2 separate regions of the Homo sapiens genome follow, and region 2 is linked to region 1. The links are chromatin contacts, found by Hi-C in ENCODE. All regions are on one chromosome and are shown on one strand. Each heading gives the region's core, a stretch centred on a gene start or an enhancer-like site at or near the end of the contact. The rest is flanking DNA. Distances are from core to core; before and after follow the strand shown.

Region 1 (3,897 bases), core at 405-2,904:
CAGGCCTTTGTGGTGGAAGGAGCATTTTAGGAAGTACAAAAGCCAGGTGTGGTTAGGATCTGGGGAGTGAAAGGCTGGGACGACAGGTTGATTGACATGGGAAGAAGGGATTGACAGAGGACACTAAGACTGCATGACAAGTTAGGAGGCCATAGCAGAAGTCCAGGCCAAAGGACAGGGATGATGAGAGAGAGGCAGGGGCATCAGAAGCATTTATGAGGTCGAGTGGACAGGGATCTGGGGCAGATTGGATGCTGGGGGTAAGGGTGAGGATTGGCCCCCTGGTGTCTGGGTGGCTGGTGAGGCTTTTCATGGAGACAAGAACCGTGAGTGCCTTCCCTGGCCCCACAATTTCCCCAATTGACATTGTTGGCTATAGAGAGCATGGGATTGGCATCTCTGCTGAAATAAAATCGGTACTCATGTTAGAACCTCATGGCTTATGATAGAGGAGGAGCTCTGTTTACTGGCCTTTTCCAAAGGCACACACTATTGTACCCATGCAGAAATGGCCTCAGATATCACTGCCCAGCCCCTTGTTGTGTGCCAGGCCTTTTCTATTTCTATGTCTTCTTGCCCACACCATCTCCCTTCTCATAATTCTTCTTCCCCACAGCATCTTATAATCACTCTCCTTCCTTATAATTATAGTCAAGAGTTTCAGTAACTCTTTTCCTCCCTTGATATTGCTATTGAGACAGACTAGAGTTTTGTTTGGAGAATGAATAAAGTTTACTTGAATAGAAAATCATTGAAAAAAGAATGGAAATTTTTTGTAAGGTCCAAATACAAATGAGGTTAAAGTTTTGAAGAAGAGACTTCTATCTGAAAGGGTTTTTGAGTTGTTTTCACTGTTATTGGATATAGTTCTACCAATAACTTTAAGCAGAGGTAGGCTCACAAATGGAATGATAATGATCTCACCATTTGGGGGAGGGATTGATTGGGGATTGATGTGTTTTTTTTTGGCAAAACTACAAATAGGATGAAAATTGTTGTGGATGAATCAAGGCGGCAAAGCAACAGGTAATGGGATAGTTCATTACAATATTTAAGATTCTAGGAGCTGATCAGGCTTTTATTATTCCATTATTTTATATACAAGAGGCTTGTATAAACTAAACCAAATACAAAAAAATTAATAAGTATGTTGTTTTGAAAGAATTTCTGCCTTATGTCAGTGTTAACAGTTTCTATTAACTGTCCCTAGGGCTGCTTCTAATGCAGAAAGTAAGTAAATCTGACCATCTCTGAAACTGCTGTGAAACTGTCTCCCCTTTGACAACCCTCTCTCATTTCCCATTCACCTCCACTTTACCAATTTATGCTGAAAATAACTCCCTTCAGATTAGAAAATGAAACCGAATTCATGGTTCCCTAGAGAGCCCTGCAGAGTCATTGCGCAAGCAGCCTGACATGGCCAAGGAAGGTTAGGGGCTTTGGGGCTTTTTGTTGTTGTTTTGGAGTTTAAATGTCTGTTTTGGTTTCATTGAAATAATGAGAGAGATTGTTCCGCTCCGTAGTTTGGAAAGAGTTGTATTGTTCACTTTAAAATAGGAGGCATTTTAAGGTTGGAGTTTTTTAAAAATTTCTTTCTGTTTTAGTTTTCTGACTGCCTATTCTAAATAGTCACCTGGAACCAGTCAGTGTTCTGAGAGCCCTGATGACTCACCACCTCCTTTAACTCTTTGAGATACCAACAGAACCCACTCATCACAGATGATGCCATTGGCATTTTAAAAGGTGAAATGAAAGCCAAAGCTGTAGCCTGGAGGCTCCAGACCCTTATCTCCTCCTCAATGAGAATTTGTTGAGTCCCTGCTGTGTATATAGAAAGGCCCAGGGTACCAGGGTACATGCTGTAGGCAATGCCAAGGTGAACGGAGAATGGGTCTCTGGTTTGGGGAGCTTACATTTAAACAGTGGAGGCTGGCTTTGTACCCAAAGAGCAGAGACTGAAATAACAAGTGCTCTAAGCAGGAATTGGAAGAAATACTCTGTGAATTCAAAGGAGAAGGAGAGGATTTAATAAGTAGGTTGAGAAAAGCATTACAGAGCAGGTGACATGAAAGTTAAATCTCAAAGGATGGGCAGAATTTGGACATTCAAAGATGGAAGAAAGAACATCTCAGTCTTAAAGAATAATGTGAACATTTATATGTCTTCTTAAGAGGAATGTCTATCAGGTCACCCTTTTTTTTTTGAGACGGAGTCTCGCTCTGTCGCCCAGGCTGGAGTGCAGTGGCATGATCTTGGCTCACTGCAAGCTCCGCCTCCTGGGTTCATGCCATTCTCCTGCCTCACCCTCCCAAGTAGCTGGGACTACAGGCGCCCACCACCACGCCTGGCTAATTTTTTGTATTTTTTAGTAGAGACGGGGTTTCACTGTGTTAACCAGAATAGTCTCAATCTCTTGACCTTGTGATCTGCCCACCTTGGCCTCCTAAAGTGCTGGGATTACAGGCATGAGCCACTGCGCCTGGCCAGGTCACCCATTTTTAAATTGAATTATTGGTTTTCTTTCTGTAGAGTTATTGGATTTTCTTATAAATATCTTATCTATTTCAGATATGAATCCCTGATCAGCTGTATGGCTTACAATATTTTCTCCCAATTCATAGGTTGCCTCTGCTCTCTGTTGTTTACATTGTTCTGCAGAAGCTTTTTATTTTTATGTAACCCCATTTGTCTAATTTTGCCTTTGTTGCCTACACTTTCTGGGTCAAATCTAAAAAATTATTGCCCAGATCAGTGTCATGTAGTTTTTTCCCCCATCTTTTCTTCTAGTAATTTTTCAGTTTCAGATAAGTTTAACTCTTTAGTCCATTTTGAGTTGATTTCTGAATATGGTGTGAGATAAGCATCCGGTTTTGTTCTTCTGCATATAAATAGTTGTCCCAACACCACTTATTGAAGAGTCTCTTTTTCTCCTTGTGTATTCTTGGCATCTTTGTCAAAAATCAGTTGAGTCTACATGTGTGGTTCATTTCTGAGCTCTCTATTCTGTTCCATTGGTCGATGAGTCTATTTGTATGCTAGGACCATGCTGTTTGTTCTTTTTACTCATGATAGCTTTGGATATTCAGGGGTTTTTGTGGTTCCATATGAAATTTAGAATTTGTTTTTTCTATTGCAATGAAAAATGATTTTGGAATTCTGATAGGGAATACATTGAATCTATAGATCACTTTAGTAACATGGACATTTTAACAATATTAATTCTTCCAGTCTATGAACAGATACATGAAAAAATGTTCAATATCACCAATCATTAGTGAAATGCAAATTAAAAACTGCAATAAGATACCAAGTCACACCTGTCAGAATAGCTATTATCAAAAAGACAAGAGATGACAAGTGTTGGGGAGGATGTGGAGAAAAGGGAACCCTTGTACACTGTTGGTGGGAATGTAAATTAATACAGCCATTGTGGAAAACTATATGGAGGTTCCTAGAAAAACTAGAAATAGAATTACTATATGATCCAGTAATGCCACTTCTGGATTTGAAATCAATATGTATCCAAAAGATTTGAAATCAAGATGTCAAAGACATGTCTGCATTCCCATGTTCACTTCACCATTATTTACAGTAGCCAAGTGATGGAGTTAACCTAAATGTCCATCAACAGATGAATGGATAAAGAAAATGTGGTACAGATACACAATGCGATACTGTTCAACCTTTAAAAGGAAAGACTTTTTGCCATTTGTGACAACATAGATGGAACTGGGGATCATTATACTAATTGAAATAAGCCAGGCACAGAGAGACAATACCACATGTTCTCACTTATACATGGAATCTAAAACAATCGAACTCAAAGAAGCAGAGAGTAGAATGGTGGTTACCAAAAGCTGGGAGGAGGGGATAGGGAGATGATGGTCAAAGGGTACA
Region 2 (3,735 bases), core at 437-2,936, 260 kb before region 1:
GAGCTTCCCTGGGGTTCAATTTATATAATTTCTAAAATCCTTCCTGAATCTTAACTTCCTGTGGGTCTGTTTTTACATCCAGATTTCCTCCCTGTCCCTTCATTTTCTCATTTTTCTAGGACAGAGGGAGAGTCCAGTAATCTTCCTCCCACCCAGACATTGTAGGTTGGCTCTACTGCAAAATACAAAACCAGAGACCTGGCTAGCTCAAAGCTGAAAATTCAGTCTGTCTGTGGTCACTCGTTTGTGGAACCCAGCTATTGACAGGCAGTGCCTGGCACTGTGCTACTCAGGGATGATGGATCGATACAGCCTCACTGCTGCTTTTTTCCCCTACTCTCCGTGGAGCACACTTTCCGCCCTAGGCCCTAGGGAAAATCCATCCCCCGCTTCAGCTGGCTTTGCAAAGAAACTCAGGAAACTAACACCAAACTCAGAAGGGGGAAAACACAAGACTTTGAACTTTTTAAAGATGGGAAGCTGCTTTCATTCCCACGTGGGCATCAAGGGAAAACCTATGGGGACTCTTTTCCGGAGAGGTGTGATTTTCCTCTAACCCTCCGAGAAACGTTCCAAATCCACTCCAAAACTGTGGAGAAGTGGCCGAGGCAGAGAGAGAAGAGTTAAATCAAGCCCAGATCTCAGCAATCTGTGTTCAATTTTGATAAAAATCTCCCTCTCCCCCACCGCCCCCCTTCCTCCACCCCACAGCTCAGACACGTCTCTTTATGTTAGGAGCTTGCATCTTGTTTGGGGCACCACACGCGGCACTCCTGGAGAACCTGGCACGTACCTCACCGTGGCCATGTGGCAGAACCAACCATCCCACTCCCAAGCTACGGCTGGACACAGGGCCACAGCGTCCTGGCCATCACCACCACCTCCCCCTCTTCCTTCTCATCCTCTTCACAAAATTACCTGCCGCCAGACCAAGTCCCTCATTCCCCGGTTAAGTCAGAGTCCCGACGCCTGGTAAAGTCAGGGCATGAGGTTGGTTTGCGACCGCAGGTGCTGAGAGCCCCAGAGTCCGGGGACCCCTTTCCTGAGATGCTCCTTCCCCCGCCCAGGGTCCCACTGCCACTGAGAACAAGAACCTTACGGCTGCCCTGCCCACTGGCCAGAGGCCAGGCCTGCAAGTGGGAGCTGGGGGCTTGTGAAGACTTCAGCCCAGCCAAGTGAAGGTTCAAGCCGAACCCGGAAAAGCCACCACCAAAAAGTTGTCAGTTTTGCGGGGTATCTTCTGTGTTTGTCCACTTGTGACAACCAGGGGTCAGGTTTCAAAGCCGCAAAAAACATTTTTAAAAAGTTTTCCAAAGACATTTCCTATGTCCAGATGTGCCAGTACAGACACACGCAATCACACTCATACACACACACAACTCACACACACACAGGCCCTGGGAGCCCACTCCGGGGTCGGCGGCTCCTGCAAACACTTTGGAGAAACAAAACCGCCAGCCTGCGGAGCTGCTGCCTCCCCAAGCCCCGCGGGGCATGCTAAAGAAAGCAGAGGGAGAGAAGTGTGGGAGCCCAGCGGAGAGGGCTCCCCGCGGCCCGGGCCCCAAGACGGGGAGCGCCAGGGCCGGCCGCACTTACTCCGAGGACCCCAGGGCGCCCGCGCTCCCGCAGCCCGAGGTACGGCGCCGCCGCCCGCGCTCCGCTCGCTGCTGCGTGCTCCGCGCTATCCCCGGGAAGCCGCGGCTGCCGCCCCTCCAGGCCCGGCCTCGCGCCCGTCCGCCCGCCCCGCTCTGACGTCAGGCGTCTTGGAGCGGGATATTTATGGCAAGGTTACTCTGAATTTTCCCTAGGTAGACTTCTGATTGCAGTTTCTTGGGATTTGTAATTTTCACACTTTCAGACCGAACGCAGGCGGGGGGAGAGCGCCACCGGCAGGGCGAGGCGTACAATGAGGGTAGCTGTTCCCCACTTTGGCAGGGAGCGTTCTCAGGGCCCCTTCTGTTTTGGAAACATGGAAGGGTCAAAGAGGCAAAAGTGGCCACCTGGGCAGCGGGTTTCTCCCCGGCTCCTCCTCTGGGCTACGGGCAAATGGCCTGGTCTGAGGCCGGCTCGGAGGTGAAGGTCCCGGTGCCAAGGAATCCCCTGTCCCTCCCCAAAGTGTCCCTGCACTGGACAGTGTGTCCCAAGGGGTGCTGGGCAAGACAGGAGCGAAATCAGGCACAACAGAACAGCTAATTAGGAGTCCTGGTCCACGCCCTAACAACTTTTCCATTTCTTTTTTGGGAGTGTATATATATTTTTTTAAGTTTATTTTTATTAAATTATGTTCCACACTCCCTGCCTCTGTATAGCTTTTCCAATTCAGTGCCAGTCAATTCATCTTACTTCATTGCTTGTATGCATAGTTTGAGCAGTTTACAATAGCTCTTATTCATACTTTTAAAATTTCCTTTTAGTTTTTTTTTTTCTTTTTTTTTTAAATGTGATTGTGGTCTGTCTCCTTGACTGAACTAGAGATTGCTTTGGTCAAGAGCAATTGTCCTCTCTGGGATTGGCAACACCCTCACGGGGAGTATTTGATCTTCTCTGTTTCCTATTTTCCCCAGCTCCCTCTGCAAGCAAATGGTGCCCCCACTGGGTGATGACCTGTATACAGTTTTCTGGGTGTTCAGTGGTTGTTCTGTGTTAGTGGTTGTCTGTTTCTCCACCTCACCAAAGGGGCTTAGGGAAATGGCTTGGTTTAAGGGCCACCCTTCCAGAGAAAAAAAGAGAATGTAATGCATGATCTTCCAGAGGAAAAAAAAAAAAAAAAGAGAATGTAATGTGTTATCCTTCATGGTTCCCAAGGATTGGAGAATGAAATGAACTTAAAATGATACACGTGAGATGCAAAATACTTATATGGTTAGACAACATAAGTGTTTAGGTATTCATCTCACCATGAATGGGAGGGGGCACGGATAATTGCAAATCATCATTAAAACACAACTATAGTGAACTTTCCATTAGCCCAAACTGGTAGAGGCGGGGTTGTGTTTTAACCACAGTTACAGTGCAGCAGGGACTCAAGGACTTGGAATGTGTTTACCTCTTTGGCAGCAGCTGGTTAGAGCTGATTGCCAGAAGGAGCTGTCTTAGGGCTGGGCCTCTCGGTAGAGGCCACGCTGTTTTGACCCAAGCCACCGAGGGCCCTGCAGCAGGGAGCTGCTGTTTGGTCACTGTGGGATTGCTCTCCCTGGCATAATACCCCACTTTTACCTCCTTCCATTCCCTCTCTCATATCAAGGCTCCACTGGCAAGGTGAGCTCTGTTCTTCAGCAGACCCTGCAAATAGGTTTCCAGAAGCCATTGACAAACCCATTCTCCCTTGCCTTTCTCAACTAAAGAAGTTAGAAATCTACAATATTCACCATCCCAGACTCCCTGGTAGCTCACAATTGCTATGAGACCAAGTTCTGACCAGTGAGATTGTAATACAGAAGACAGAGGATGCCTTCCACAAACTCTCTTTAAGAGAAGATCAGATTTGGCCAGGCGCGGTGGCTCACGCCTGTATTCCCAGCACTTTGGGAGACCGAGGCGGGCGGACCACGAGGTCAGGAGATCGAGACCATCCTGGCTAACACGGTTAAACCCCGTCTCCACTAAAAAATACAAAAAATTAGCCAGGCGTGGTGGTGGGCGCCTGTAGTCCCAGCTACTTCGGAGGCTGAGGCAGGAGAATGGCGTGAACCTAGGAGGCGGAGCTTGCAGTGAGCCGAGATTGCGCCACTGCAC

What was found. A loop is a pair of places that touch in the nucleus more often than their neighbours do. Pooled maps may share reads with other maps.
Region 2: a map with no recorded cell type shows a loop between it and region 1 (10-fold over the local background). The contact joins the promoter of DAAM2 here to the enhancer-like site in region 1. A Hi-C loop is called at or near these places in 1 of 168 maps with a recorded cell type or tissue (esophagus muscularis mucosa), 1 of 37 single-sample maps with no recorded cell type and 1 of 50 pooled maps.

Annotation. Positions count from the first base shown.
Region 1 is chr6:39,528,093-39,531,989 of GRCh38, reverse strand. All of the region lies in intron 13 of KIF6 (kinesin family member 6), which reads left to right. Among named protein-coding and RNA genes, the nearest start is that of KIF6, 200 kb to the left of the region's middle. RefSeq lists enhancers at 1,204-1,283, 1,304-1,363, 1,474-1,613. Within about 2 kb of position 1,654, at least 3 of the 41 ENCODE cell types and tissues checked have a DNase peak (open chromatin) inside an H3K27ac peak, as active enhancers do.
Region 2 is chr6:39,790,327-39,794,061 of GRCh38, reverse strand. It overlaps DAAM2 (dishevelled associated activator of morphogenesis 2), which reads right to left and starts at 1,686. Exons shown (of 25, transcript NM_001201427.2): 1 at 1,597-1,686.